Regions from separate parts of the Homo sapiens genome. Here all the other regions are linked to region 1. Evidence: read pairs that join two places in POLR2A ChIA-PET (ENCODE). Cell type or tissue: MCF 10A. All regions are shown on one strand. Each heading gives the region's core, and the rest is flanking DNA. Links, peaks and the distances in the headings are about the cores only. Region 1 has its middle 12 kb from the start of ZMIZ2. Region 2 overlaps OGDH (oxoglutarate dehydrogenase). Region 3 overlaps OGDH (oxoglutarate dehydrogenase).

Evidence for each region. ChIA-PET counts read pairs that join two places held together with the same protein. Peaks named below come from ENCODE experiments on the same cell type or tissue, not always from the same donor. Only the 100,000 strongest peaks of a DNase experiment are listed, where the experiment ranks them.
Region 2: POLR2A ChIA-PET joins it to region 1 with 5 read pairs; 6 of 35 experiments call an interaction of 5 or more read pairs at or near these places.
Region 3: POLR2A ChIA-PET joins it to region 1 with 5 read pairs; 3 of 35 experiments call an interaction of 5 or more read pairs at or near these places.

Annotation. Positions count from the first base shown.
Region 1 is chr7:44,731,075-44,741,645 of GRCh38, forward strand. No RefSeq gene overlaps it. Among named protein-coding and RNA genes, the nearest start is that of ZMIZ2, 12 kb to the right of the region's middle. RefSeq lists enhancers at 7,363-7,442, 7,493-7,572. In MCF 10A, for the core only: no CTCF peak of the experiment used is centred there; DNase peaks (open chromatin) are centred at 2,847 and 4,547.
Region 2 is chr7:44,649,448-44,660,018 of GRCh38, forward strand. All of the region lies in intron 4 of OGDH (oxoglutarate dehydrogenase), which reads left to right. Among named protein-coding and RNA genes, the nearest start is that of OGDH, 48 kb to the left of the region's middle. In MCF 10A, for the core only: no CTCF peak of the experiment used is centred there; no DNase peak of the experiment used is centred there.
Region 3 is chr7:44,675,197-44,685,767 of GRCh38, forward strand. OGDH (oxoglutarate dehydrogenase) reads left to right here. Exons shown (of 23, transcript NM_002541.4): 8 at 1-72; 9 at 774-953; 10 at 6,524-6,652. Among named protein-coding and RNA genes, the nearest start is that of ZMIZ2, 68 kb to the right of the region's middle. RefSeq lists a silencer at 2,950-3,163. In MCF 10A, for the core only: no CTCF peak of the experiment used is centred there; DNase peaks (open chromatin) are centred at 3,735, 4,325 and 4,735.

The sequences.
Region 1 (10,571 bases), core at 949-8,948:
GGCCAGGATGATCTCTATCTCTTAACCTTGTGATCTGCCCACGTGAGACTCCCAAAGTGCTGGGATTACAGATGTGAGCCACCGAGCCCAGCCAACATTCCATTTTTAATAGCATCAAAATGAATAAAATGCTTAGGAATAAGTTTATCCAAAAAGTGCAAAACTTACACTCTGAAAACTATAAACTATTGTTAAAGAAATAAAAAAACATCTAAATAAATGGCAAGATATCCCATGTCCATGGATTGGAAGACTTAATATAAATAAGATGACATTACTCCCCAAATTGATCTACAGAGTCAATACAATCCCTACCAAAATCTCAGATTTTTTTTTTGTGGAAATTGACAAGCTGACCCTAAAATTCGTATGAAAATTCAAGGTTTCAGCTGAGCACGGTGGCTCACGCCTGTAATCCCAGCACTTTGGGAGGCTGAGGCAGGTGGATCACGAGGTCAGGAGTTTGAGACCAGACTGGCCAATATGGTGAAACCCCGTCTCTACTGAAAATACAAAAATTAGCCGGGTGTGGTGACACATGCCTGTAGTCCCAGGTACTCAGGAGGCTCAGGCAGAAGAATTGCTTGAACCCAGGAGGCGGAGGTTGGAGATCGTGCCACTGCACTCCAGCCTAGGAAACAGAGCGAGACCCCATCAAAAAAGAGAGAGAGAGAGAAAGAAAGAAAGAAAGTTCAAAATTTGACAAAACTCAACCTCCTTTTATGATAAAAACTCCTAACAAATTAGATATAGAGGTAATGTTCCTCAACACAATAAAGGCCATATAACACAAGCCCACAGCAGCTAAAATCATATTCAACAGTGAAAAGTTAAAAGCTTTTCCTCTAAGATCAGGAAAAAGACAAGGATGCCCACTCTCACAACTTCTTTTTTTTTTTTTTTTGAGACATATTTTCCCTCTTGTTGCACAGGCTGGAGTGCAATGGTGTGATCTCGGTCTCGGCTCACCACGACGTCCACCTCCCAGGTTCAAGCGGTTCTCCTGCCTCAGCCTCCCGAGTAGCTGGGATTACAGGCATGCGCCACCACACCCTGGCTAATTTTGTATTTTTTATTTTTAGTAGAGACTGGGTTTCTCCATGTTGGTCAGGCTGGTCTCAACCCCTGACCTCAGGTGATCCGCCTGCCTCGGCCTCCCAAAGTTCTGGGATTACAAGTGTCAGCCACTGCGCCAGCCCACTCTCACCACTTCTATTCAATATAGTACTGCAAGTCCTACCAGAGCAATTAGGCAAGAAAAAAGAAGTAAAATAGAAAGGAAGAATTTAATGTGTCTTTGTTTGCCGATAACATGAATACCCTAAAGACTTTGAAAAAACCTGTTAGAACTGCTAAACAAATTTAGTAAAGTTTCAAGTGTGCAGGATACTGGCTGGGTGTGGTGGCTCACACCTGTAAACCCAGCACTTTAGGAGGCCGAGGCAGGTGGATCACTTAAGGTCAGGAGTTCAAGACCAGCCTGGCCAACATAGTGAAACCCCGTCTCTACTAAAAATACAAAAATTAGCCGGGCATGGTGACACAATCCTGTAATCCCAGCTACTGAGGAGGCTGAGGCAGAAGAATCGCTTGAACCCAGGAGGTGGAGGTTGCAGTGAGTCGAGATTTTGCCACTGCACTCCAGCCTGGGCAACAGAGTGAGACTCCATCACAAAAAAACAGAATTATAGAAGTAGAGAGTTGAATGGTGGTTACCAGATGCAGGAGGAGGCAGGAGGAGGCAGGAGGTGGTGGATGGGGAAAGGGTTGGTCTAAGGGTACATGCAAAGTTTCAGTTAGGAGAAATAAGTTCTAGTGATCTACTGCATAGCATGGTGACTATAGTTAATAATAATGGATTGTATATTCCAAAATTGCTTAAAGAGTCCATCTTAGATGTTCTTTCCACAAAGAAATAAGTATATGAGGTGACAGATAGGTAGATATATAAGTTAACTTTTTTTCTTTTCTTTTTTTTTTTTGAGACAGAGACTTGCTCTGTCACCCAGGCTGGAGTACAGGGGTGCAATCATATAGAAGCTCACTGCGGCCTCCACTTCCCAGGTTCAAGCGATTCTTATGTCTCAGCCACCTGAGTAGCTGGGATTAAGGCATGCGCCACCACAGCTGACTAATTTTTGTGGGTTTTTTTTTTTTTTTTTGAGACACAGTCTCGCTCTTTCACCCAGGCTGGAGTGCAGTGGCACGATCTCAGCTCACTGCAACCTCTGCCTCCCGGGTTCAAGCCATTCTCCTGCCTCAGCCTCCTGAGTAGCTAAGATTACAGCCATGTGCCACCACGTCCAGCTAATTTTTTTTTTTTTTTTTTGAGAAGGAATCTCACCCTGTTGCCTAGTCTGGAGTGCAGTGGCACGATCTTGGCTTGCTGCAACCTCCACCTCCCGGGTTCAAGCAATTCTCCTGTCTCAGTCTCTGGAGTAGCTGGGACTGCCCACCACCATGCCCAGCTAATTTTTGCATTTTTAGTAGAGACAGGATTTCACCATATTGGTCAGGTTGGTCTCAAACTCCTGACCTCAGGTGATCCACCCACCTTGGCCTCCCAAAGTGCTGGGATTACAGGTGTGAGCCACCACGTCTGGCCAATTTTTGTATTTTTAGTACAGATGGGGTTTCGCCATGTTGGCCAGACTGGCCTTGAACTCCTGACCTCAGGTGATCCACCCGCCTCTGCCTCTCAAAGTGCTAGGATTACAGGTGTGAGCCATAGTGCCCGGCTAATTTTTGTATTTTTAGTAGTGACGGAGTTTTGCCATTTTAGCCAGGCTGGTCTCAAACTCCTGGCCTCAAGTGATTCACCCGCTTTGGCCTCCCAAAGTTCTGGGATTACAGGCATGAGTCACTGCTCCTGACCTAGTTAACTTGATTTAATCATTCCACAGTGTATACATATAATAATACCTTTTACCCTATAATGATATACAATTATTATTTGTCAATTAGACATAAAGTTATAAAAAAATTCAAGTGACCCAGAATAGCCAAAACAACCTTGAAAAAAAGACAGCAAAGTTGGAAAACTCACACTTCCCAATTCCCTTCCCTTCCCTCCCCTCCCTTCCCCTTCCTTCCACTCCCTCTCCCTCCCCTCCCTTCCCCTCCCCTCCCTTCCCATCCTTTCCTCTTCCTTCCCCTTCCCCCTCCACTCCCCTCTCCTCCCTTCCCCTCCCTTACTCTTCCCTCCCCTCACCTTTCCTTTCCCCCTTCCTTTCTCCTTTCCTTGTTTGTTTTGTTTTTACAGACAGGATCTCTCTCCCAAGCTGGAGTGCAGTGGTGCAATTATAGCTCACTGCACCCTCAAACTCCTGAGCTAAAGCAATCCTCCCATTTCAGCCTCCTGAATAGCTAGGGCTACAGGTGCATGCCACCAAGCCCAGCTAATTAACAAAATATATTTTTTGGCTAGGTGTAGTGGCTCACACCTGTAATCCCAGCACTTTGGGAGGCCGAGGATGGCAGATCACCTGAGTTCAGGAGTTCCAGGCCAGCCTGGCCAACGTGGCGAAAGCCTGTCTCTACTAAAAATACAAAAATTAGCCAGGCATGGGGGCGGGAGCCTATAATTCAGCTACTCAGGAGGCTGAGGAGGGAGAATTGCTTGAACCCAGGAGGCAGTGGTTGCAGTGAGCCAAGATCATACCACTGCAATCCAGCCTGGGCAACAAGAGCAAAACTCCATCTCAAAAAAAAAAAAAATTCTTTTGTATAGACAGGATCTTGATGAGTTGCCCATGCTGGTCTTGAACTCTTGGCCTCAAGGGATCCTCAATCCTCAGTCTCCTACAGCACTGGGATTATATGTATGAGCCATGGAACCTGGGCCCCAATTTTAACTTACTACAAAGCTACAGTAATCAGATCAGTGAGGTACCGGCATAAGGAGAGATACATAAATCAATGGAATAGAATTGAAAGTCCAGACATAGGCTGGACGCAGTGGCTCACGCCTGTAATCCTAGCACATTGGGAGGCTGAGGTGGGCAGATCACGAGGTCAGGAGTTCGAGACCAGCCTGACCAACATGGTGAAACCCCGTCTCTACTAAAAATACAAAAATTAGCCAGGCGTGGTGGCGGGCGCCTGTAATTCATGCCACTGCACTCCAGCCTGGGCAACAGAGCAAGACTCCATCTCAAAAAAAAAAAAAAAAAGGAAAAAAAAATAAGTGAAAGGACAATCCACAGAATAGGAGAAAATGTTTACAAATTATATCTGATAAGGGACTTGTGTCCAGAATATACAAAGAATTCCAAGTTGGGAGCAGTGGCGTGTGCCTCTAGTCCCAGCTACTCAGGAGGCTGAGGCAAGAGGATCACTTGAGCCCAGGTGTTAGACACCAGCCTGGGCAACACAGGGAGACCCTCATCCTCTTGAAAAGAAATCCAATTTAAGAACGGGTAAAGGATCTGAATAGTCATTTCTCCAAGGAAGATATACAAATGGCAGTAAGTATGTGAAAAGATTCTCAACATCATGAATCATTAGGGAAATGCCAACGAAAACCACAATGAGATGCCACGTCACACCTACTAGAATGACTAATAAAAAGACACAGGATGTAGAGAAGCTGGAACCCTCATACACTGCTGGTGGGAATGTCAAATAGTACAGCTGCTTTGGAGAACAGGAAGATCATCTGGTAGTTTCTCCAAGTTTAAACATAGAGTTACCATTAAACCCATTAATTCCACTTACAAGTATGTACCCAGAGAAGTGAAAGCATGTCCACACAGAGACTTATACATGAATGTTCATAGCTGCATTATTCATAGTAGCCAAAAAGCTGAAATAACCAAAATGTCCATCAACTCATGAACAGATAAACAGAATGTGGTGTATCCCTATGATGGAATATTATTCAGCAATGAAAAGGAATAAAGTGCTGATACATGCTACAACATGAATAAACCATGAAAGCATTATGCTCAGTGAAAGAAGCCAGATACAAAAGATCACATATTTTATTATTCCGTATATATTAAATGTCCAGAATAGGCAAACCATAGGAACAAAAAGTAGATTATTGGTTGCCAGGGGCTGGGGAGGAGGTAATGCGGAATGACATCTAATGGATATAGGATCTCTTCTGACAGTGATAAAAATGCTCTAAAATTGATTATGTTCATATACATAACACTGTTGAATTGTATACTTTATATAGGTGAATTTTTTTTTTTTTTTGAGATGGCGTCTTGCTCTGTTGCCCAGGCTGGAGGGCAGTGGCGCAATCTCGGCTCACTACAACCTCCACCTTCAGGGTTCAAGCAGTTCTCCTGCCTCAGCCTCCCAAGTAGCTGGGATTACAGGCGTGTGCCACCACACCTAGCTAATTTTTGTATTCTTAGTAGAGACGGGGTTTCATCATGTTGGCCAGGCTGGTCTCGAACTCTTGACCTCGTGATTTGCCCACCTCAGCCTCCCAAAGTGCTGGAATTACAGGCGTGAGCCACCACACCCACCCCAGGTGAATTGTATAAATGTGAATTTATAGCTCGAATAGACTGTTATTAAGAGCAAAAAGAGGCTGATGGTAGTGGCTCACCCTTGTAATCCCAGTGCTCTGGGAGGCAGAGATGGGTGGATCACTTGAGCCCAGGAGTTTGAGACCAGCCTAGGCACACAGGGAGACCCCATCTCCACAAAAAGTACAAAAATTAGCTGGGCATGGTGGCACGTATCTGTAGTCCCAGCTATTTCAGAGGCTGAGGTGGTAGGATCACTTCAACCAGGGAGATTGAGGCTGCAGAGGGCTCTGCGTTCACACCACTGCACTCCAGCCTGGGCTACAAAGAGACCCTGTCTCAAAAAATAAAAATTAAAAAAAAAAAAAGAGAAAGAGCAAAAAGAGAGGGCTGGCAAGGGCTGGAGCAAGGGCAGCATTGATTGGGTGTTGCGAAGTGCTTGGATGTGGCTCAGTAGTGGGTACAGAAGATCAGGGGCCTGGAGTAGGGAGGAGCACCAGAGCAGGCTGAGCCCAGTCCAGAGGCAGCTGGGTGGGGTCCTGGGAAGAGGCACCTGTTGAGGCTCTCTCCCATCACTTTTATGGGCTCAGTGGACTCAGGAGGAAGGTCGTCTGTGAAGAGTGAGCCAAGGAGGTGAGAAATTGTGGTCTGTGTCTGGAAGCGCAGGGTGCATTGACTGGGAAGGAATCAGTCCAACCTGCCAGCACCTAGGGTCCATCTGAGGTCAGGGGTCAGGAAGATCAACTGAAACTAGGCAGCAGGGCCTACACAACCATGGGCTGCTGGTGTCTGGGTATGGACATGGGTGGGGGTTAACAGGGCTTGGAAGGAGACACTTAGAAAATAATACAAATGCTAACTGGAAAACAGGCAACACAACTTCCACCTTAGAATCTCACCTCTGTTAGAGCATTATGCATGTGTGTTGGGAGTTGTGGGGGACTGAGTTCCTCTGGACACTACCCCTTCTCTCCTCCCTGCCCACCTGCACCAACTTAGCCCATGAGAGCTGCTGGCCCACAGGAAGTTCTGGGGTGCAGACCCTGTCAGGTCTTGGGCATAGGAGCCCAGCGGCTAGAAGGGCCCAAAGGCAGCTAGAGGAGAATGGGTTGAAATTTATCCCTCCTGTGACCAGCCAGCAGAGTTTGGGGCATAGCTGATTTTTGTCCTCACTTTGCAGATGTCGGCACCTTGCCTGACTTGGGGTTCAGAAACTCGGCGCGGTGGCTCATGCCTGTAATCCCAGCACTTTGGGAGGCCGAGGCGGGTGGATCATGAGGTCAGGGGTTTGAGACCAGCCTGGCCAAAATGGTGAAACTTCGTCTCTACTAAAAATACAAAAATTAGCCGGGTGTGTGGCACATGCCTGTAGTCCCAGCTACTCAGGAGTCTGAGGCAGAAGAATCGCTTGAACCCAGGAGGCAGAGGTAGCAGTGAGCCTAGACTGTGCCATTGCACTCCAGCCTGGGTGACAGAGCAAGACTCCATCTCAAAAAAAAGAAACTCGGAAGTATCTGAATATGGTGCCCATGGCATGGACATGTCAGCTGGGGCCACAGCCAGGGGCCTGCTGGTCATGGGCAACTGGGAGACAGAGGCAGAGAGAGAAGTGTGGAGGGTCCTTCACAAGACTGTGCCTGTCAGGCTGATGTAGCTCCTGCAAGCTCCCCAAGAATGCCAAGGAGCCAGGGGGAAGTGGCGTGGTGACCCTGGGTGGAGGGAGCATGGATGGTGGAGCTGACCCAGTTCCATCTGTATAAACACATGCAGTGGGGGCCAGTGCTGCTGGAATGTTGTATGTGGAATAGCAGAAGAACATCAATACGCTAAAAGTAGTAGTTTTTTTTTTTCTGGGAGACAGGATTACAGTAAATTTTATTTAATTCTCTTTACTTTAGCTTTCTGTTTTGTTTTTCAGAGACAAGGTCTCACTCTGTTGCCCAGGCAGTGATGCAATCACAGCTCATGGCAGATGACCTCCTGGGCTCAAGCAATCCTCCCACCTCAGCCTCCTGAGTAGCTGGGGCCACAGGCATATGCCACCATGCCTGTGGTGGCTAATTTTTAATTTTTTTGTAGAAATGGGGTCTTGCTATGGTATCCAGGCTGGTCTCGAACTCCTGGGCTACCCATGTCAGCCTCCCAAAGTACTGAGATTACAGGCATGAGCCACAGCACCTGGTCTTACTTTTTTTTTTTTTTTTTTTTTTTTTTGAGACGGAGTTTCCCTCTTGTTGCCCAAGCTGGAGTGCAATGGCGCAATCTTGACTCACTGCAACCTCCACCTCCCAGGTTCAAGCGATTCTCCCACCTCAGCTTCCCGAGTAGCTGGGATTACAAGCACGCGCCACCACCCCTGGCTAATTTTTTGTATTTTGAGTAGAAACAGGATTTTACCATGTTAGCCAGGCTGGTCTCGAACTCCTCACCTCAGGTGATCCACCCGCCTCGGCCTTCCAAACTGCTGGGATTATAGGCGTGAGCCACCGCGCCGAGCCGGTCTTACATATTTTTATGTTTTACAATAAATAGGTATTGTTTTTGTGACAGTCTGGGGCCAGGCCTGTGGTGGAGCCTGGGTGCAGGCTGGACAAGTCCTGGAGTGGGGCATGGGTGGGGCCTGAGGTGGGCTTGGAGTAGGACCTGTGGTAAAGCCTGCGTAGGACCTAGGGTACAGCCTGGGACAGAGCTTCAGAGGAGCCCGGGGTCCTGGTGGACCCTGTGAGGCTATGACTGGCTCAGTGAGCCCTGGCTGCTGCTGTACTCTGAGTGAGGAGCGGCAGGGTGACCAGGCTTTTGGAATCTGTGCTAGGAAGTGAAGGTGGACGGGAGAAGCAGCAGGAGATCAGCTGCAGCCACCACACTGGTCCTAGGCCCAGGTGACAGGACATAGGTGTCTGGTGCCACCTTCACTTCACCCCTCCTGACCTCTGACCCTGCACCGTGGGCATGCACATTAACCCCTGCTCCCCATGTCCAGTGCCCGCTCTTTGACCCTCCCCTCTTCACTACTCTGTGTCGAGATCTCAACTCGCAGGGTGGCCAGCCACCGATTCTTTTTTTTTTTCTGAGGCGGAGTGCGATGGTGAGATCTCGGCTCACTGCAACCTCTGCCTCCCGGGTTCAAGCTATTCTCCTGCCTCAGCCTCCCGAGTAGCTGGGACTACAGGCACGTGCTACCACACCCAGCTAATTTTTGTATTTTTAGTAGAGACGGGGTTTCACCATGTTGCCCAGGATGGTCTCGATCTCTTGACCTCATGATCCGCCCGCCTCGGCCTCCCAAAGTGCTGGGATTACAGGCATGAGCCACCGCACCGGGCAGATTCTCCTAGAACTTTAAGAAGTATGAAAAGGTTGAGCCAGCTAGCAGGAGAGCGAAGGTAAGAAAATTGAATAGGGAATTTGACCAACAGGACCGGGTGGGCCACTTAGAGCCAAAGTTCCAGGACAGCAGAAGCTCTCAGAAGGTAGAGCTATCTGAGCAGATATGAAGAAGCAGAGAGGAAGGCTTTTTCATACATAACTCTGAGAAGATCTCCATGATCCTTGCAGTAAAGAAGACAAAACTATGGCAGGCACCCTGGTGTAAAGTGACCATCCACTCCCACCCGGCTCTGCTGCCTGCTCCAGGGCAAGTCACCCTGCTGGGAAGGCACCAGCACTGTCAGACCAGCCCTGCCCCTTTCTCTCCAGACCTCACCCATGGCAAAGTAGACTCTTATGAAGAGACAGCTGTTGGCAGCTGTCCCACCCCCACCTCTGCTCAGCTGCCCAGTAAGATGGCAGGGAGAATGGCCATAGCCACCCAGCCTGTTTTCAGCTCTCTCCCCCGCCACATCTGCTCAAGTCACCATTTCAACAATGTGATTTTAGACATCTGCAGCCTCTCTACCCACTGTTAAACAAATTTCAGCACATTTAGTTTAGTTTAAAAATCAAATTCGGCTGGGCACAGTGGCTCACGCCTGTAATCCCAACACTTTGGGAGGCAGAGGCAGGAGGATCACTTGAGGTCAGGAGTTCAAGACCAGCCTGGCCAACATGGTGAAACCCCGTCTCTACTAAAAATACAAAATCCGCTGGGCATGGTGGTGAACACCTGTAGTCTCAGCTACTTGGGAGGCCGAAGCAGGAGAATAGCTTGAACCCGGGAAGCAGAGGTTGCAGTGAGCCGAGATCACACCATTGCACTACAGCCTGGGCAACAAGAGTGAAACTCCGTCTCAAAAATAAATAAATAAATAAATAAATAAATAAATAAATAAATAAAGATTTTAAAAAGTGTTTTATTGAGACAGAGTCTCGCTCTGTTGCCTAGGCTGGAGTGCGTGGTGCAATTTCGGTTCACTGCAACCTCTACCTCCTGGGTTTAAGCGATTCTCCTGCCTCAGCCTCCCAAGGAGCTGGGATTACAGGCACGCACCACCATGCCTGGCTAATTTTTGTATTTTTAGTAGAGACGGGGTTTCACTATGTTGCCCAGGCTGGTCTCAAACTCCTGGCCTCAAGTGATCCACCCACCTCGACCTCCCAAAGTGCTGGGATTACAGGCATGAGCCACTGTGCCCAGCTAATTTTGTATTTTTAGTAGAGACGGGGTTTCACCATGTTGGTCAGGTTGGTCTCTGACCTCAGGTGATCCACCCACCCGCCTCGGCCTCCCAAAGTGTTGGGATTACAGGTGTGAGCCACTGTGCCATCCTCAAATTGGTTTTTATTAGTGGTTCATGAGTTGGCCAGCATATCATCTAAGGATTTAGAAAACGCACTCCAATGAGAGGAGCGGAGGAGATTGGTTTTGTTGAAAAGGGCTGAGGAAAGAAAAATAGAGAACAAAAAGGGGGTGGGTCATTTTAAATTACTTTCCTTACAGGGTTAAAACAAAGAGGACTTTCTTGTCAAGCCGGCTCAGGAAAACAGGGACCCTTCTGATTGGTTGCTGTGAATTTCCTGTTTTTTGGAAAACTGGCCCGTTTCAAAGTTCAGTTGGGCGATGTGGTACCTAGCATGAGTGATTCCATTTTGGTTTGCTCTGGTCCACTGGGGCCTAGTGCAGGATCTTACTCCAAAACAATGGTCTCCATA
Region 2 (10,571 bases), core at 1,342-9,341, 81 kb before region 1:
CCATGTCGCCCACCTCAGCCTCCCAAAGTGCTGAGATTACTGGTGTGAGCCACCGCGCCTGGCTGGAATGCTCATTTTTTACAAGCAGCAAAACATTCGAACAGGAGAGGAGCAGATGAAGTGACTGACTTCTCCCTCTCCTTCCAGAACCTGCATTGTCCCAGCTCTTTGTCCCAACTGTGCACGTTAGTATAACCAGGGGAGCTCTAAAGCTCTCCTCTCTTCCCCTTCAGACTAATATCAAGAGGGGCCACACCTAGGTAAACCCAACCCAGCATAGTCTTTTAAGGGTGAGAAACCCTAAGCACTGTCAACATACGCACTAATTTCCCATCTCATTAGTGGCCGAGGCAGGGCCAGAATCTGGGAATCTCTTCCCAGGCCATCACAAGGTCTTACCATATATTTCACTCTGGAATAGTGTCCTCAGTATTTCTGTGAGGTTTGTGGTTCCAGATTCAGCAACAACATCATGGTGAGGGTGAGAGGACAAGAGGACTTTATAAACCAAGAAACTAAAACATACAGAAGTGGCCCTAAAGCTTCCTGAAATCCTTTGAGGAGGAAAACTTCTGACATCTCTGGCCAGGAGCCCTTTGGAACCACTGAGAGAGAGAGTCAGGGAGTAGTCTCCACGTTTCAAGAGGAAGGTGCATTTTAATCCTGTGGATTTGAAATAGTGTGACCTAAAAATCCCACTAGTCTTCAGGTACAAAAAATGGAAACCGCGTAAACTTGTTAAAACATTTGTATCTGTAGGAAAATTGGTCTCGAACTCTCACCCTTGATGTATGCAGGTCTTCAAGAAAACAGCAGGTCAGATGTGACCGCTAGACAGTTTGTAGAACACTTCAAGACCCGTCGTCTCATTTGAACCTCAGAGAGCCGGGACTCTGGAGCCACACTCCCTGCATTGGAATCCCAGCCCACTATTACTAGCTGTGTGACCTTGGGCTAGTTGCTTAACCTCTCTGTGCCTCATCACCTCATCTGTAAGGCAGGGGTGATGGTACCTACCTCCTCAGGTGGTTTCAAAATTGAATAAACTCCTTAAAGTAGTGCCTTGACCTTAACTATGCTCCAAGTGGGCTTACTAGCAATCTTTTGAGATGAGTAGCTGCCAAACTCTCTGATAATAAGATAAATTCAGAAACTGAGAGGTCAAGCAAAAAGACCAGGAACACACAGGAGTTAGTGGTGAAGACTGCCCTGTAGCCAAATTATAAGGAAGCAGCGTAGCATCTAGTGCAGGAGTTTGCAAACTAAGAAGTGAGGACTCTGTATGGGGGATGTTTGGGGCCCAGGAGAACTGTTTGCCAGCTTAGGAATGAGGCAGTAGAAGGGGATAGGCTGAATGGCAACCTGGTGACCTGACCAGTGTGTAGACGGGTCAGGGACTGTTGTGTAGTGGTGTACTGTGTCACATGACTATTTCCCCAGAGCTAGGATTCTTGCCATGCCTCCGCTTAGCCGCCCTTCCCACCTCCCTGTGGATGCAGGCACAGTTTCTCCCTCTCCTTGGGGAAACAGGCTCACAGCAGTGATCATACCCATGTTGGAACATAGCCTTTGGTGCTTCCGTCAGAGCTTGTTCTGTCTTTTGTTGGAAAAGCTCCAGGTAGGGGGCAGTGATGGAGGGCAGGAGCCGTTGGCAAAGCCATTCATTCTCAAAGGGCACTGATGATGCTGCCCTGAAAACAGTCTGCCAGCTGAGCACCTGGGTGGTTGGCCAGTTTGGTCTGCAGTGCAAGCAGGGAATTCTGTCCACTCTGAGTTTTTTAATAAAGTGGAATATATGCTATAGTTTCCACTGAGTTGACCTTTTATGACCATTTTTGAAAAGTTTGGGAAATCCTGGCTTAGGGCACCTGTCTTCACTTCTCAGAAATTCTCCTGGTCCCTGAAGTAATAAGGAAAGATAATTAACAAGTAGACTCTTACCAGTTAGGAGAGACTGTACAGACACAGAACTCCACAGTAGCGCCAGAGTGTCAGGATTTACCATCAGATGTTATGGACACACTCTTGCCCTCAGTTTTATCTTTCAAGTGTAGCATGACAGAACTTGTTATGAATACAGTAAAAAATATTGTTGAGATGGTAGGGCCAGTGGTTTATTATTATTATTATTTGAGATGGAATTTTGCTCTTTTGCCCAGGCTGGAGTGCAATGGCACCATCTCGGCTCACTGCACTCTCCGCCTCCCGGGTTCAAGTGATTCTCCTGCCTCAACCTCCTGAGTAGCTGGGATTACAGGCACCCATCATCATGTCCAGCTAATTTTTGTATTTTTAGTAGGGACCATGTTTCACCATGTTGCCAGGCTGATCTCGTACGCCTGACCTCAGGTGATCCACCTGCCTTGGCCTCCCAAAGTGCTGGGATTACAGGCATGAGCCACCACACCCAGCCTAATTAAATTTCTAAAATTTAAGTAGAGACAGGGTTTCACCACGTTGCCCAGGCTGTTCTCAAACTCCTCTGAGCTCAAGCACTCCACCTGCCTCCGCCTCCCAAAGTGCTGGGATTACAGGAGTGAGCCACCGTGCCCAGCCTAGTGATTATTTTCATTAACAATTTTTAAAATTAATTTTAGAACAGTTTCTCAATTATGTGTGAATTATGTTCCGTAATTGTGCCAGGTGATGGCTGGAACAGAGATAAGTTTTTTTTTTTTGAGATGGAGTTTCGCTCTTGTTGCCCAGGCTGGAGTGCAATGGCACGACCTCATTTCACTGCAATCTCCGCCTCCCGGGTTCAAGCAATTCTCCTGCCTCAGCCTCCCAAGTAGCTGGGATTACAGGCACCCACCACCATGCCCAGCTAATTTTTTGTATTTTTAGTAGAGACCGGGTTTCACCATATTGGCCAGGCTGGTCTTGAACTCCTGACCTCAGGTGATGCCCTCGCCTCAGCCTCCCAAAGTGCTGGGATTACATGTGTGAGCTACCGCACCTGGCCAGAGATAACTTTTTAATGAAGTGTTAAAGTTAGGGGCCAGTTTCCAGGTAAATCTCCAGATGCCCATCTTAATTTGTGCCAGGCTATACTATAAACCTCATTTCCCTGGGGAAAGAGGGTTGAGAGTTCCAACATGAGATACTTTATTTTTTTATTTTATTTTATTTTTAAAATAGAGACAGGGTCTTATTATGTTGCCCAGGCTCGTCTCAGACTCCTGGGCTCAAGCAACCCTCCTGCCTTGGCCTTTCAGAGTGCTAGAATTACAGCAGTGAGCCACCGCGCCCAGCTGACATGTATTAAATACACATTTCTCTTCACTCACATTCCATAGTGAGGTTCCTTGACAGCAAATTTGCAGATCTGGAGAATGAGGCACCAACCTCATGTTATAATATCCCTGAATGGATCCAGTCAGAGTGGGAGGTAGTGGCAGCCCAACGTCTTCTGGTAGGAGGGCTCCTAGGGAGTCTTTTTCCACTGGCTCTTGAAGAAGGGTCATCAGTTGGGGTACCACGGTAGATATGGGTGTATATTGCAAAACACTAGAACCAGAGTATTATCAATGGAAAGGTCTAGACAGTGAGGCCCACTCATTTGCCTAATTAGAAACAGTTAGAAACTCCTGCTTAATTAGAAATTCTTGCCCTCAGTTTTTTCTTGCTGTTGTTTGGTTTTTTTTAATTATTATTTTTGTTTTTTGAGACAGAGTCTTACTCTGTCGCCCAGGCTGGAGTGCAGTGGTGCAATGTCAGCTCACTGCAACCTCCACCTCCAGGTTCAAGTGATTCTCGTGCCTCAGCCTCTCAAGTAGCCAGGATTACAGATGTGCACCACCATGCCCGGCTAATTTTTGTATTTTTAGTAGAGAAGGGGTTTCACTGTGTTGGTCAGGCTGGCCTTGAACTCCTGGCCTCAAGTGAGTCGCCCGTCTCGGACTCCCAAAGTGTTGGGATTACAGAGGTGAGCCACTGCGCCTGGCCCAATTTTATCTTTCAAGTGTAGCATTCGAATTAGTTTCCCACTTAAAAATGCCACTGTCTGTGGTTTCGGTATAAATTCTGAGTATAACTTTTCACAGTGACAAAAATGATTGAGATGTACTTTACTGGGTTTTTTGTTGTTGTTTTGTTTTTTGAGACAGTCTCTTTCTGTAGCCCAGGCTGGAATGCAGTGGCACGATCTCGACTCACTGCAACCTCTCCTTCCAGATTCAACCAATTCTCCTGCCTTAGCCTCCTGAGTAGCTGAGACTACAGGCATGCGCCACCACACCAGGCTAATTTTTGTATTTTTAGTAGAGACAGGGTTTTACCATGTTGGCCAGGCTGGTCTCGAACTCCTGACCTCATGTAATCCACCTGCCTAGGCCTCACAAAGTGCTGGGATTACAGGCGTGAGCCACTGTGCCTGGCCTAATTAAATTTGTTTTTTTTTATTTTTATTTTATTTTATTTTTTTTTGAGACGGAGTCTCGCTCTGTTGCCCAGGCTGGAGTGCAGTGGCAGGATCTCAGCTCACTGCAACCTCTGCCTCCCAGGTTCAAGCAATCCTCCTGCTTCAGCCTCCCACATAACTGGGATTACAAGCATGTGCCACTATGCCTGGTTAATTTTTGTATTTTTAGTAGAGACGGTGTTTCACCATGTTGTCCAGCCTGGTCTCAAACTCCTGAGCTCAAGTGATCCACCTGCTTTGGTCTCCCAAAGTGCTGGGATTATAGGCATGAGCCACCACGCTCCGTGAGATGTACTTTAATGTGAGATTTAAACATAATTAAAAGAGAATTAAAAACCAATTGTATAAATAAATGGGAAGAAAGTGTGAAACTTCTCTCCCATTTACCATTGATGTTTACAAATTGCTAATACCATTTTAGGAAATGAACGTGAGTTAAATAGTTAAAAAGTCAATTTAAAAGTTGAAAAATGTGGCAAAATGTCAACTACTTAGTTCTTGCCTTTCTCTGACAACCTGCTGTCATTAACAGCACAGCGAGTCATGACAAAGTTTCCACATATCCTCCTGACCTTCCAGGGCTCTCCGGTTTGTTCCTTTGATGGCTGAGAAAAATAAGCTAAAAATAGAGTTGACGTTTAATTAGCTTTTGTAATTTCAGAGTGATATAGAGCAGTTCATTTAGTAAGCATTGATTGCTATGTGCAGCGTGCTGTGTGCCACAGATAACCGAGGAGCTGGAGACGAGGTTTCCTAAGTGACTCGGGAGGGCGGGGCCAAGCTAAGAACATAACCAGGGTGGTTGAAGCCATGGGCGATATGGTCACCCTCAAGGAGAATGAAGCTGGCCAAGCAGACATCTGACATTTGAGAAGATTCTTTGACTGGAGATACCCAGAAACTGGTAAACCGAGTCCCCTAGTTCCCAGCGTCACATTCCTGCTTCTGTGCTTCACTTGGAAGTACTGTGGCCAAATCTCCATCCGCTCCCTCTCTCCTCCCTCACAGCACCTGCACTCTTCAAGAAGTAATTTACAATGCTTCAAAGCACTCAGGTGTTGGAAAATCTGTGTGCTTTCTGTAAATTGTGACAACCAGAATATCTTCTATTGTTCTCTTAACTCTCCTCTTCTTTGGTTTGTGTCTTTTGTTTGCCTTTTATTTTAAAAATATAAAAAAGTACAGATAAAAGAGCATTCACATACTCAGTACTAAGAATGTAAACATTTTACCACATTGCCTTTAGATTTTTAAAAATGGGTATGAGTATTTAAGGTTCCTTTCGAGGCCCTCCCCTGTGTAGATCCTTACCTGGAGTCTCCAGGGTAGCTAACATACACCTCACTTATGGCATCTTGACATGGTCTCATGTCTTGGTTTTGAAGATTGAAGGAGAAAATTTAAGATTCTTCATCCTTGCCTTAAGCAAAATATCGACATTTAGATATTCTGTTGTCTTAAGAGCCACTTGGCTCTGAGTTCTTCAGTGGTTGTTGTTCCCTGGGGGAAGGAGACAGTGTGGCTTGCCCAGGACTGGAGACTAGCCCCTGTCACAGCCCTAGGAAGCAGGCCTGTTTCTTGGGGTCTGAGTCTGACTTCAAAGGAAGCACTTGCTGGCCTTTCTCTGCACTCCCAGTACAGGGAGCATACCCAGTGACAGCACTCTGAGTGCTCAACCATCAGCTTCTCTGTGTGCCTGTGTTACTGCCTACCTTCCTGACCCCATCCCCCAGGCCCACAAGCCCAGACAGTAAGGGTCAGGAGCATGTTTTGTGTATCCAAATAAATGCCTTGATTTCACCAGTGGCTCAGAAAGCTGTTATGTATAGTAGAAATCCGATGAAAAGTTTACAGGTAGAAGGAAGTGTACAGCTGTGGAGATGCAGCTGTGGCTCTTGGGTTGTTTTCAGCTAGCAAGCACTTCTTTCCTAGTTTGCCTTCTTGAAATGGGAGATCAAGGAATCCTTCCATTCTTTAGAATTCTTCAAAATCTTACGGTTTAGAGTAGTCTGCCACCTGAATCTAGTGCTGAGAAATATCTGCTCTAAAAATTAGGCTTTTTCATTTTCTTTTCCTCAATTTTCATCTCAAAGTAGTGACTTCCCAGGAAAGTGCTGTTATCCGCCACTTCTTGAAGCTAAGGAGATGAGGAGCTCTCAAATGACGCTGCCTGATGGCTTTCCATCGTCAGGGTGCTAACCTCCCCTCCTTCTGATTCACCTTATTCCAGCTGTTCTATGAATCATTTCCATGTTTAATAAAATTGACCCCCTGACCATGTAACCCACCCACTTCTCCCTTGATGTGTGTGTGTGTCCCTGTGATGGTGTCTGTGCTACCTGTTACTGTGGTAATGGTGTAGGGTTTTGGTGTTTGGGTCTTTTTTAAACTAACTCTCACCTGTCTTTTTCCTTCTGCGCTCACCCATGATACCCCACTCTGCCTCTCAGATCTTGCAGTTTTCAAGGAACGACTTCGAATGCTAACAGTAGGAGGTATGAAAATAATGAGCTTTTCACCTTTTCAGAGTTGAGGACTTCATTTGAATAGGATGTGCAACTTTTCCTAGCATGCAATATGGGGAAAGTTGACGCAACTTCTGTCACGTGTTTTTAAGTTTGTTAATTGTTCTGAAATGTGTTTTTCCCTTCCTTTAATTATTAACCAATAAGTAGAGCTACTTATATGGTATCGTTTTGTTTCTGTTCATTTGTGTTTCAAAGAGCACTTTTCATCTTCACGTGTGCTTCATCGCTTCACTGTGAGCTGCCATCTTCAGCATAATTCACCTTTAGCTGCTGCCATAGCCAGCTGGGCACATGAAGCCATGTTCAGCTCTGCATGGTGGCTTGTCCTGTCCTCCACATTCTGTGCTGAGGCTTTGACTGGACTCTGGATTCTTCCAGATTCTGCTTCCTGGGCATTTTGGGCAAGATTTCCAAAATGTTTTATGTTTGAAGGCCAACTGAAGTATTAATAAAAACTTACTGAGAACTCTTAGTGACCCTCGGTTGGGCAAAACACATTTGAGGAATCCAGAGTCGAAATGCTGGGGGATCATCAGCCTGTTGTCATCCACCCTGGTGGCCAGTCTCTTCTTTACACTCTGGCTTCTCTAAGCAGTTATCTTTTTTATCATCCTTCTAATATCTGTGAAACTCTACTTTTTAATTACACTTTTAATTTTGAGATTATTATAGATCCATATGCACTTGTGACAAATAACAGTTCTGTGCCCTTTGGCCAGCTTCCCCAGTGGTAACATCTTGAAAAGCTATAGTACAACATCACACCACTACACTAAATTGATAAAGTAAGACTCTAGACATCCATCACCACGAGGATTCCTCCTGTTGCCCTTTTATGACCATATCTACTTCCCTCCCATCCCAGCCACTACTTGTATTCCCTGGCAACCACTATTTTGTTCTCCATTTCTGAAATTGTCATTTCAGGAATATTATAAATGTAGAATCACAGTATGTAACCTTTGGGGATTGGCATTTTTCAATCAGCATAATTTTCTTAGAGATTCATGCAGGTTGTTGGTGTGAATCAATAGTTTGTTCCTTTTTATTGCTGAGTAGTATTCCATGGTGTGGATGTACTATGATTGTTTTTAACCATTCACCTGTTGAAGGACCTCTTCATTGGAATGGATTGTTTCCATTCTTTGGCTAATAGGATCTTTTGCAGAGCAGAAGTTTTTAATCTTTTTTCCCCCTCGTTTCCTACCTCAGCTTCTATGCCCTAAGTTTTTAAGCTTGATGACATCCAGTTTATTAATTTTCCTTTTATGGATTGTGCTTTTGGTATGAAGTCTAAGAACTCTTTCCTTAGCCCTAGATCCCCAAAATGTTCTCCTATACATTTTTCTAAAGGTTTTATAGTTTTGTGTTTTACATATAAATCTATCATCCATTTTGTGTAAATTTCTGTATAAGACGTTTAGATCAAGATTCTTTTATTGTTCATTTTATATTTTTGTGTGTAGATGTCCAGTTGTTCTGGTGCCATTAGCTGAAAACTCTGTCTTTCCTTCATTGAATTGCTTTTGTACTTTTGCCAAAAATCAGTTGGACTTATTGGTGTGGGTCTATATCTGGATTTTCAGTTATTTTCCTTTGTGTGTCTGTTTTTCCATCGATACCACAGTGTCTTGATTACTGTAGCTACTAAACTTTATTTTTCATTTACAAAATTGTTTTAACTATTCAAGGGCCTTTTCCTTCTCCATATAAATTTGAGGATAAGCATATCTATGTCTACATATACCTTACTGCCATTTTGATAGGAATTGGCTTAAACCTATAGATCCATTTAGGGAGAAAATACATTTTTACCATGTTGTCTTCCAATCCATGCACATAGTATGTCTCCTCATTTATTTGGATCACTGATTTTTTTAATCAGCTTTTTGTAGTTTTCAGCATATACATTGTGTATATGTTTTGTTATATTTACACTTAACTATTATTTTCTTTTTTAACCTTGGTGTCCACATATTCATTGGTAGTATATAGAAATATAATTGATTTTAGTGTTTATGTTGCATTCTGAGATCCCGATGAACTCATTCTAGGGCTTTTTTTTTTTTTTTGTAGATTCCTTAGGATTTTCTATATAGACAGTCATGTCATCTGAAAATAGGAAGTTATTTCATCCTTCCCAATCTGTGTGCCTTTTATTTCCTTTTCTTGCCTTATTACAGTAGCTACAACTTTTAGCACCGTACTGAATAAGAGAGGTAAGAGTGGATAGCCTTATGCCCTGTTCCTGATCTAAGGGTAAAAGCACTGAGTCTTTCATCATTAAGTATAATGTTAACTGTAGATTTTTTGTAAATGCTCTTTATCAAGCTGAGGAAGTTCCTCTGTATTCATATTTTTTCTGATAGTTTTAATTATGAATGTATATTGAATTTTGTCAGATGTTTTTCCTGCATTGATATGATCTTGTGATTTATTATTATTATTATTATTTTTTGAGACTGATTCTTGCTCTGTCACCCAGTCTGGAGTGCAGTGGTGCAATCTCAGCTCACTGCAACCTCCACCTCCCAGGTTCAAGCAATTCTCCCACCTCAGCCTCCCAAGTAGCAGGGGGCTACCAGTGTGCACCACCACGCCCAGCTAATTTTTCTACTTTTAGTAGAGGTGGGGGTTTCACCATGTTGGCTAGGCTGGTCTAGAACTCCCGACCTCAGGTGATCTGCCCACCTCACCCTCCCAAAGTTCTGGGATTACAGACATGAGCCACCACCCCCGGCCGATTTTTATTCTTTAATGTAGATGATTTAATGCTAATGTCGTGGTAGACGATTTAATGCTAATGTCGTGGATTGTATTGATTGAGTTTTGATTATTCAACCAGCCTTGGATTAGTGGAATAAACACCATTTGATCATGGTATATAATTCTCTTTATATGTCTTTGTATCTGTCTCTTTATATATTTTGCATCCATATTGATGAGGGATATTGGTCATTTTCTTTTTTTGTACTATCTTTGCTTTTGGTATCAGGGTAATTCTGGCTTCATAAAATGAATTGAGAAGTGTTTCTCCTATTTTCCAAAAGACAGTAAATAGAATTGGTGTTAACTCTTCTTCAAATACTTTATAGAATTTTCCAGCAAAATCATTTGGGCTTAGAGGTTAGTTTTTCACAAGGTTTTTATTTATTAATTAGATTTCCTTATTAGCCATAGGGCTTTTCTAATTATCTGTTTCATATTGGGTGAGTAATGGTAGTTTGTGTTCTTCTAGAAGTGGTTTATTTCATCTAAGTTGTCAAATGTGTGTAGTGTTATTTATAGTATTCCCTTATTTTTGATAGTCATTTTTTAAATTTCTTTTTCAACTTCAAGAAAAGGAACAGAATCTTCTTGATATTTGAAGGGTCTGTATTGATATCCTGTTTCATTCCTGATATTGGTCATTTGTGTCCTCTTTTTATTTGTCAGTCTTGTAAGAGATTTGTCGATGTTACTAATCTTTTCAAAGAACCAGTTACTTGTTTCATTGGTTTTTTTCTGTTGTTTTGCTGTTTTCAATTTCATTGATTTCTGCTCTTTATTGTTTCCTTACTTCTGCTTATTGGCTTTTGGCTTCTTTGTTGTTTTTCCCTCTTTTCTAGGAATGGGAACTTAGA
Region 3 (10,571 bases), core at 1-8,000, 57 kb before region 1:
GCAAATGTCATCAGGAAGGAGCTGGAACAGATCTTCTGTCAATTCGATTCAAAGCTGGAGGCAGCTGATGAGGTGAGGCACCTGCATAGAGACACATCCAGCATAGCCCCAACTTACACAAGACCCCTGGCTCCACTTCTTTCTTAGAATGACTTACGGGGGGTTGGTTCTTCTGTACCATTTGTGATTTGCCTTCCTTGTTGGGAGAATTTTAGTGTTGGGACAAAGGTGGCCAGTGGCCCACCTCCTGGTCAGAGGTCCAGCAGCCCCACTCTGAGTGCAGGGGTGTGTCCCCTCTGGCTGAGGGACGTTCTCCTTATGCCCTGGATGGGAATGATCCTGGGAAAAGGCCTCCATATCCTTCTGCGTTGGGTTCCTGGGAGTAGAAATCCCATATAAGGCTGGGCATGGTGGCTCACATCCGTAACCCCAACACTTTGGGAGGCTGAGGCAGGCGGATCACGTGAGGTCGAGAGTTTGAGACCAGCCTGACCAACATGGAGAAACCCCATCTCTACTAAAAATACAAAATTAGCCGGGCGTGGTGGCGCATGCCTGTAATCCCAGCTACTCGGGAGGCTGAGGCAGGAGAATCGCTTGAACCCAGAAAGTGGAGGTTGCAGTGAGCCGAGATCGCGCCATTGCACTCCAACCTGGGCAACAAGAGCGAAACTCCATCTCAAAAAAAAAAAAAAAATTCCCGTATAAAAGGGCTCTTTTGGAGACTGAGCATCTCCTTGGCCAGGGTGCAAATTCACTGTTTACCCCATCAGGGCTCCGGAGATGTGAAGTACCACCTGGGCATGTATCACCGCAGGATCAATCGTGTCACCGACAGGAACATTACCTTGTCCTTGGTGGCCAACCCTTCCCACCTTGAGGCCGCTGACCCCGTGGTGATGGGCAAGACCAAAGCCGAACAGTTTTACTGTGGCGACACTGAAGGGAAAAAGGTAAGGCCCAGAGAGAGGCGTGCAAGGCAGATCGTCAAGGCCCCATGTTCCAGCATGGAGTTCCGCTCACCAACATAACCCAGAGCCCTGGGTGCATCTAGACTTTAAAAAAATATTTAAAGTCGGCCGGGCGCAGTGTCTCACGCCTGTAATCCCAGCACTTTGGGAGGCCGAGGTGGGCAGATCACCTGAGTTCGGGAGTTGGAGACCAGCCTGACCAACATGGAGAAACTCCATCTCTACTAAAAATACAAAATTAGCTGGGCGTGGTGGCGCGCGCCTGTAATCCCAGCTACTCAGGAGGCTGAGGCAGGAGAATCGCTTGAACCCGGGAGGTGGAGGTTGCAGTGAGCCGAGATTACGCCATTGCACTCCAGCCTGGGCCAACAAGAGCGAAACTCTGTCTCAAAGAAAAAAATAAATAAATAAAAAATATATGTATATGTATGTATGTGTGTGTGTGTGTATATATATATATATATATATATATATTTAAAATCAACTTTTAAAGAATAGCAATAGTAAAACAGTCCTGCTTACAGTGTTCCTTTTCCTGAAGTTGTAATTGTCAGAACTATGTGGGAAGTTTGCTTTTGTCTTCACCAAATCTGTTAAGGAGCCAGGTTGCAGTTATTCTGAATGGACAGAGATGTTTTCACTGAAAAGGAGGGGAGTCTGAGAGTCTCTGTAAGGAAAAAGTGTAGGTGAGCCTGAAGGAGAAATTGTAGAACTGAGACTTGTCAGGAGAGTCATGCTTGCTGTGATTAGAGGCGGGAGTTCACGGGCTGGTAGGAGACGGAGGAGGGCACAGACTGCAGGCAGGTGGGGTCCTGCTTCACCATTTCTGGTCATGTGACTGAGTGTTGGGGGTTGACTCGCCTGCCTGCTTGTGTAGAAATAGTCTCAACAGATTGTAACAATTTGCCCTTATTTAACTTCAAGATAGAATCTTGTCTGACAAATTTTATATTTCCTATTAATGATGACCTAAAAACCAAATAATCAGAAAAAAAATCAAATATTTGTAATGTCTTATGTATGGGTTCTGGGAAACATATAAAGAAGGCATCACCACTTTTCTCTCCAGAGCCTCCTGTTCTTTTTAGAAAAAAGGTCGTGTGTAAAGAAGCAAATAGCACATACACGGCATGATAGGAAACTGGAGTTAGCCGTGAAGAGCTTTGGAAGAGGTGTGCAGGGGTGTGGGCTAGAGTTGGACCAAGGATAGAAGGCACACCCCTTAGTAGCAGAGCAGGTAGTTGTCATTTTATTTGAGAAGTGGCAGGATTTAGGGAGGTGGGAAGGGAAGAATGTTTTCTGGAGATGAAAGGTAAGAGCAAAGATGTAGGGGGAATTGGGGACACAGAGCAGGGAGGGGCCGGCCTCCTAGTTGTGCCCTGGAAAGAAGTCAGGTCTATGTTAGAAGTGGAACCAATTGGCCAGGTGCGGTGGCTCACGCCTGTAATCCCAGCACTTTGGGAGGCTGAGGCGGGTGGATCACCTGAGGTCAGGAGTTCGAGACCATCCTGGCTAACACAGTGAAACCCCATCTCTACTAAAAATACAAAAAAAAAATTAGCCGGGCATGGTGGCACACGCCTGTAGTCTCAGCTACTCAGGAGGCTGAGGCAGGAGAATTGCTTGAACCTGGGAGGCGGAGGTTGCAGTGAGCTGAGATCACGCCACTGCACTCCAGCCTGGGTGACAGAGGGAGACTCCTTCTCAAAGGAAAAAAAAAAAAAAAAGAAGTGGAACCAATTATTACTTTACCAGGCTCTATAATTTTAAATACTGTAAATCTACTACTGTCATGCTTACAGTGTTAGAGGAAGGGAAACTGTCATCATAGGTAATGGAGCCTGGGCTGGGGAAGTGATTCCCGCATCGATCAATGCTCACTGTAAAGAACGAGTATGACCCACAGGGACGCAGAGGTCATTCCATGGCTTCAAGCTCATGGGCCAGGACAGTGCCACAGAAACTTCAACTAGATGCAAAGAGGCCTTAGCTCTGGGGAACCTGCAGCCCCCGCAGGCAGTAACAACACTGGGTGTCTGGGATGGCCTGGGCTAAGGTGAGATCGGCATGGGGAGATCAGCATTGTGATGACCAGTGCCTCTGGTATTTGCACCCTCCTTGGCTAGGACACTCGCCCAGGCATTTGGGCTGAGTAGTGGAATGAGATTACCGAAAACTTTGGGTGATTCCCACATTCATAGATTGTGGACAGAAATCCACTCTAGCAGTACTCACCTCATAATGCTGGAAATTTCCCAAAAAGGAATGAAATCATTAGAGTAAAAGCAATAGAGTATATTTTAAACTGCTACAGATGGTCACACTGATTGGTCCCTTCATGAGATGCCAGGACAGGAGAGGCTGGTTAGTCCCTGATTTGCTCATAAGTCTGCATGCAGCTGAGTCCGAACTGTCAGTCCCTTTGTTTTCCAGTCTACACAAACCTTGTTGTCACAAGTTTGCCCTTGCCCCAATGTGGATAGCTGCCAGGCCCTCTTTCTGAGCCTCCTCGTCACCTTGCCTCAAGCCCTCACATGTCCCCAGCAGGGTCAGTGTGGGGTCATTGCAGGCTCAGCCATCTGCCTGTTCTTCTTACTCCTCTTGACACCCATAGGACATGATTTGATTTCTATTAAATCCAGAAACTCAGGGAGCTGGAGTGTGTGTTATGTAACTCTCAGCATTTTTCGTGAAGAATTACATACTTTCTGTAAGTGCAGCTGAGGTCATCCCATAACCTCATGCATGATTGTGAAACAGACCTGATTTGGCTCAGTGCTAATATGGCCTTTGGGATCTTTGTTCATGAAAGCATTTCCTCAGTGCAGCAATGCAACCTGCTGCAAAGGGAGAACCCGCTCCTGCCAGAGGTATGGCTCAGGCTGCCAGACACAAGGAGATTCCCCATGTGTCCTGGCTGTGATTTCAGCAGACAGTTACCACAGTGCAGTATGGCATGGTAGTCGCAGTACAACATCACCAGGATGATCAAGAGCAAATACCATGACAAGAGGAAGACTGACTACAGGTGCCCTGTCAGCAGAAGACAGACTGGACAGAAAAGTATCTGCGGGAAGAAACAACACACTATCGGGATCAGGAAAGCATGAAATGTCAGTGACTCAAAACCAATGGCTTTTACACTCAGGCAGCCTGGGCATCGTAGCAAAGCTGCACACCTCCAAGGGGGCCCCGTAAGCAAACCAGATCCTTACGTCCACATGCTGCTATCCTAGTGAGCACCTGCCACATCCACCAAAAGGCAGGACACCTGCAGTTCTGTTTTTAAAAATTCTAGGTTTTGTCCCTGACACACAAATCATGGGTCTTAACCAAGGATGACTCAGCACAGCGCTGAGGACCAGGGTAATCACAAGAACTCAGGGAGGTGCAGGTCAGTAGGCCCGTAGGCTGAGGACACAGCAGGAGAGGGTGTGTTGTATATCACCTTGGCTAGCCACAGCGTCCAGGTTTTTTTTGCTAAACACCCATCTAGATGGCATTTTGTAAAGATAAGATTAACGTTTAAACCAGTAGATTTTGAGTAAAGTAGAAGACCTTGCACAATGTGAGTGGGTTTCATCCAGTCAGTTCAAGGCCTTCGAGAAAAAACTGAGGTTCCCAGAAAAGAAGGAATTCTGCCTCCAGACAGCCTTCACACTTAAGCTGCAACATCAGCTCTGCTGTGGGTCTCCAGCCTGCCAGCCCGCCCTGCAGACTTTGCACTTGCCAGCCTGATTCCTTAAAAACCCATCTTTCTCGGCCAGGCACGATGACTCATGCCTGTAATCCCAGCACTTTGGGAGGCTGAGGCAAGAGGAGTGCTTGAACCCAGGAGTTTGAGACCAGCATGACCAACATGGTGAAACCTCGTGTCTACAAAAAAATGCCAAAATTAGCCAGGCATGGTGGCATGTACTTGTATTCCCTGCTACTTGTGTGACTGAGGTGGGAAAATCACTTGAGCTTGGGAGGCAGAGGTTGCAGTGAGCTGAGATCGTGCCACTGCACTCCAGCCTGGGTGAAAGAGTGAGACCCTGCCTCAAAAAAAAAGAAAAAGAAGAAAAGAAAGAAAGAAAATCATTCTCTCTCTCCCTCTTCCTCTTCACCCTCTCAGTTCTGTCTCTCTGGAGAGCTCTGACTAATACAAGGGTTTTAAAGAGGTATAGGCTGTGTATCCAAGGAGTAGAGGTGGTGGGCTTACATGATTGTGGCATTGGGGACACTGAGCAAATGAGTAAACATATCAAAGGCAGTGAGGATGGAGTGTCTTGCAGTTGTAGGAGATATTTATAGGTGTGGAAGGAGGTGGCCTAGAAAGTGTTGGATTAAAATTTGGAGGTATCAATACAAACTCATAGTTTTATTGCATACACACACACACACACACACACACACACACACACAGAAATAGCCATGTATATGTGCGCCTGCATATGCACACATGTATTTTTTAGATGTATGCGGAATGGGCCTAGAAATGATGATATCCTGGCAGTGATGAGCACACAAATACTGGTCTTAAATCCCATCCTCTACTGGAGGAAGCTGGCTTCTTAGAGAAACAGCTGATATTGTCCAGGGCTGGACAGGGACAGTACAACATGGAAGCTACAATGTTCTGTTGGTCAGGAAGCAAGGAGGTGCTCATGAATGAAAGAGACCTGTCCCTGTTCACAGGAAAGGGAGGCAGCTGGACAGAGCTGCTCTCCCTATCAACCTGGAACAGTGTGAGCATTAAAATAACTAACAATATTAATGCAACCTGTCGAATAAAATAGGAACCATGAGTACATACTAACACGAGTAAATAAACAAGGGAGAAGGGAAAGCTCTTCCTTGCAGAGAATGCCAACTAATAAATTTAGGAGTAATCGAAACTGGTGTTTGCCATCCATCAACCACCCAAGGGGCTGGTTCAGACGCAGTTGTCAATACTGCTGAGGCTGGGGTGGAGGTTTGAGGAGGAACAGGATGTAAAGTTTCTTCTCACAAAATACTACCACTATACTCATTGCCAAGGAAAACAATGGTGAGTGAAAGGGAGGATAGCAGACAGCAGCCTCCCAGGTGAGCAGAGTTAACCTGACCTGATGCAGTATGTCCTTCCCAAGTGGGGACCCAAGGTCTGTCAAGGGTGCAAAGACAAGAAGGATGAGGAGCTGCTCCTGGTTGGAGGAGCCAAAGAGACCTGGCAAGTGATGCTGCCCTCCCATGTGGGGTCTGGGGCCAATGGCTAAGCTAGTGCTGCCCTCCCGGAACAGAGGGTCCGGGTAGTCATGTTGGAGAGTGTCCTAGCAATGCATCAGGTCTACAGCTCTTTCAGTGCTGAGAACAGATGATGATGGCAGGGTGTGTTGGTGTTGAGCAGATATACCAAGGTGCTAGCATGTTGGGGATTTGGGGCCCTGTGGACTTTCCTGCTACTTTCTATGTTTGAAATTATCTCAAAACGTTATTTTTTGAAAAACAAATGATGCATTTCCTCTGTTTACCTTGTGGACTTGGCAATCAGAACATTCTGGATTTGGGGTCTCCTTTGGTGTTTACAGGTCATGTCCATCCTGTTGCATGGGGATGCTGCATTTGCTGGCCAGGGCATTGTGTACGAGACCTTCCACCTCAGCGACCTGCCATCCTACACAACTCATGGCACCGTGCACGTGGTCGTCAACAACCAGGTACCTCACACCAGCCTGCGGCTTTGCTGCTCACATCAGTCTTACTTAGAATGACATCTCTGAGTCATTTAGGACGTTCACTGTTTTCTGATTATAAAAATACATCTGTTATTAAAAACCAGGTGCAGTGGCTCACGCCTGTAATCGTAGCACTTTGGGAAGCCAAGGCAGGAGGATTGCTTCAGCCCATGAGTTTGAGACCAGTCTGGGCAATATAGTGAGACCCCCTTTCTCTGCAAAAAAATTGAAAAATTAGCACTGGGTGGCCGGGTGCAGTGGCTCAGTCCTGTAATCCCAGCACTTTGGGAGGCCGAGGCAGGTGGATCACCTGAGGTCAGGAGTTCAAGCCTGGCCAATGTGGTGAAACCCCGTCTCTGCTAAAAATACAAAATTAGCCATGGGATCACATGCCTGTGATCCCAGCTGCTTGGAAGGCTGAGGCAGGAGAATTGCTTGAACCCGAGAGGTGAAGGTTACAGTGAGCCAAGATTGCGCCATTGCATTCCAGCCTGGACAACAAGAGCGAAACTCCATTTCAAAAAAAAAAAAGAAAAGAAAAAAAGTTAGCACCGGGCATGGTGGCCCACAAATGTAATCCCAGCACTTTGGGAGGCCAAGGTGGGCAGATCACTTGAGGCCAGGAGTTCGAGACCAGCCTGGCCAACATGGAGAAACCTCATCTCTACTAAAAATACAAAGCTACCTGCTTGGTGGCGCGCACTTGTAATCCCAGCTGCTTGGGAGGCTGAGGCACAAGAATCACTTGAAACCCTTGAGGCGGAGGTTACCGTGAGCCAAGATCACACCACTAAGCCTGGGCGACAGAGCAGGAGTCTGTCTAAAAAAAAAATTAAAAAAATTAGGCATGGTGGTGCATGCCTGTGGTCCTAGCTACTTGGGGGTTTGAGATAGGAGGATCACTTGAACCTGGGAGGTCGAGGCTGCAGTGAGCCATGATTATGCCACTGCACTCTAGTCTGGGCAACAGAGTGAGACCCTGTCTTGAAAAAAATAAATAGGCTGGGCGTGGTGGCTCACACCTGTAATCCCAGCACTTTGGGCGGCCGAGGCAGACGGATCATGAGGTCAAGAGATCGAGACCATCCTGGCTACCACAGTGAAACCCCGTCTCTACTAAAAATACAAAAAAATTAGGCGGGTGTGGTGGCGGGCACCTATAGTCCCAGCTACTTGGGAGGCTGAGGCAGGAGAATGGCGTGAACCCGGGAGGTGGAGCTCACAGTGAGCTGAGATCACGCCACTGCACTCCAGCCTGGATGACAGAGCAAGACTCTGTCTCAAAATAAATAAGTAAATAAATAAATAAAAAAGAAAAAAATAGATTTTAATACATTATTTTTAAGATGGCATTATTGTTTTAGATTTTTGTTTGTTTGTTTGAGACCAGTCTTGCCCCATAGCTCACGCTGGAGTGTAGGGGCATGATGATAGCTCATTGCAGCCTTGAACTCATGGACTCAAGCATCTTCCTGCCTCAGCCTCCCGAGTAGCAAGGACTATAGACGTGCACCACCACTCCTGACTAATTTTTTTTTATTTTGTGTAGAGGCGGGATGTCACTCTGTTACCGAGGCTGCTCTTGAACTCCTGGCTTCAAGTGATCCTCCCATCTTGGTCTCCCAAAGCACTGGGATTGTAGGTGTGATCCACCATGCCCGACAAGAATATTTTCTTCTGGTTCCACAGGCATACAGATGGCCTGTGCATGGGGACGTTCTCTTTCTTTAAGAAACTGGGTTCCATGTACACAGCTTTATATCCACTCTTATTTACCACATATTTGCTCATATCATTACGTACCCTTTTAAAATAATTTTAATAGAAATATCTTATAACTTGTTTCATAAAATGGACTCTTAGGATTCTCATTTTTTATTTTCAGTAAGGCTGTGATGAACATTCTCATGAATATTTCTGCACAGGCCTGATACATATCACCTGTTAGATTCTTCCACCAGCCGTAGCTAAGGGTTCCCCTCATCGATGCGTGTGAAGTTTCCATAACAGATATTCTAGTGCCTTTTAACTCTAGGCACTCTCCTAGGTACCAGGCAGAGCACCGGTGTGCTCCCTATCATCACAGACCTTATAGTTTAGTGCAGGGTCAGGGGGCTCATAGACAGTGCCATGAAGTGGGTGTGGGAGGTGTTCTGCAAGATACTGGGTTAGTCAGCAGACAAGTCACTGAGGATTTGACATTTAAATGGAAACTTCAAGGTCAGGTAGGCAAATATTGGGGAGCATCAGATCAAGTCAGGAGAGAGGTCCTAGTGTCTGAAGGAGTGGACAAGGCCATCGCAGCTCATCGTTAGTGCAAGAGAGAACTGCCATCAGCCAGCGCCTGAGGAAAGCTCCCAATGGCATTGGGAGGCCATTGGAGAGACTGACGCAAGGAAGTGATGAGATACTGGTTGGTTATAAAGATGATTTGTTATAGTTTAGAATTGATTAGAGGAGGACAGAGAAACACATGCAGCTGTCTCAGCAAGAAGTAGAGAGAGGGAAAAATTTAAATTTAAATAAGTAAATATGCTCACTAAGTAGCAAATACTAAAGAGCTCAAAATTTAAGAGGTCAAATACTAAGAGAGGGTAAGAACATTATCCAGTGCAAATATAACACACAATATGGTAAAAGCTACCACTTACTGCCTACTGTGTCCCAGATGCTGAATTAGGTACTTTATGTATATTAACTTAATTTGTAGGGTAGTTACCCATGCAGTGAGTGGTACTATTCCCATTTTACAGAAGTGAAAATTGAGGAGCAGAGAGATTGAATAGCTTACTAGAGGAAATGATAAGAGTCAGTATTTGATCTGCTTTCTTTGAAAGAATAGTGTTAGAAAACCTGAAAAGTTCCCTGTACCAAGGGAACAGAGATGTCTAAAAAAAACCAACCTCACTACTGAACTGAGTTTTTTTCTATTTTTTTTTTTGAAACAGAGTCTTGCTCTGTCACCCAGGCTGGAGTGCAGTGGCGTGATCTTGGCTCACTGCAACCTCCACCTCCCAGGTTCAAGCGATTCTCCTGTCTGTCTCCCAAGTAGCTGGGATTACAGGCACGTGCCACCACACCTGGCTAATTTTTGTATTTTTAGTAGAGATGGGATTTCACCATATTGGTCAGGGTGGTCATGAACTCCTGACCTCATGATCCGCCTGCTTCAGCCTCCTAAAGTGCTGGGATTACAGGCATGAGCCACCGCTCCTGGCCTTTTTTCTGTTTTTTTACTAGGGTAAAATATACATAAAATTTACATTGTTAACTATTTTTAAGTGAACAGTTTAGTGGTATTAAATACATTCATAATATTGTGCAACCATCACCACCACCCATCTCCAAAACTGTTTCGTCTCCAACAGAAATTCCATACCCATTCAACATGAACTCCGAGTCCTTGCTTCCCTGACCCCCAGCCCCTGGCAACTATCCACTCTACTTTCTGTCTCTATGATTTTGAGTACTCTAAGGACTTCATATAAATGGAATCATAGTATTTGTCTTTTTGTGCCTGGGCTATTTCACTTAGCAGAATGTCCTCAAGGTCCATCCACGTTATAGCATGTGTTAGAGTTTCCTACCTTTTTAAGGCTGAATAATATTCCACTCTATAAGTAAAATATATCACATTTTGCTTATTCATTCATCAGTGGATACTTGGGTTACTTCCACATTTTCCTGTTATGAATAATGCTGCTATGATGCTATGAACATGTCTGTCCATATATCTCTTTGACACCCTGCTTTCTTTTTTTTTTTCCTTTGAGACGGGGTCTTGCTCTGTTGCCCAGGCTGAAGTGCAGTGGTGTGATCATAGCTCACTGCAGCCTCCAACTCCTGGGCTCATGCAGTCCCCCCACCTCAGCTTCCAAAATAGCTGGAATTACAGGTGTGC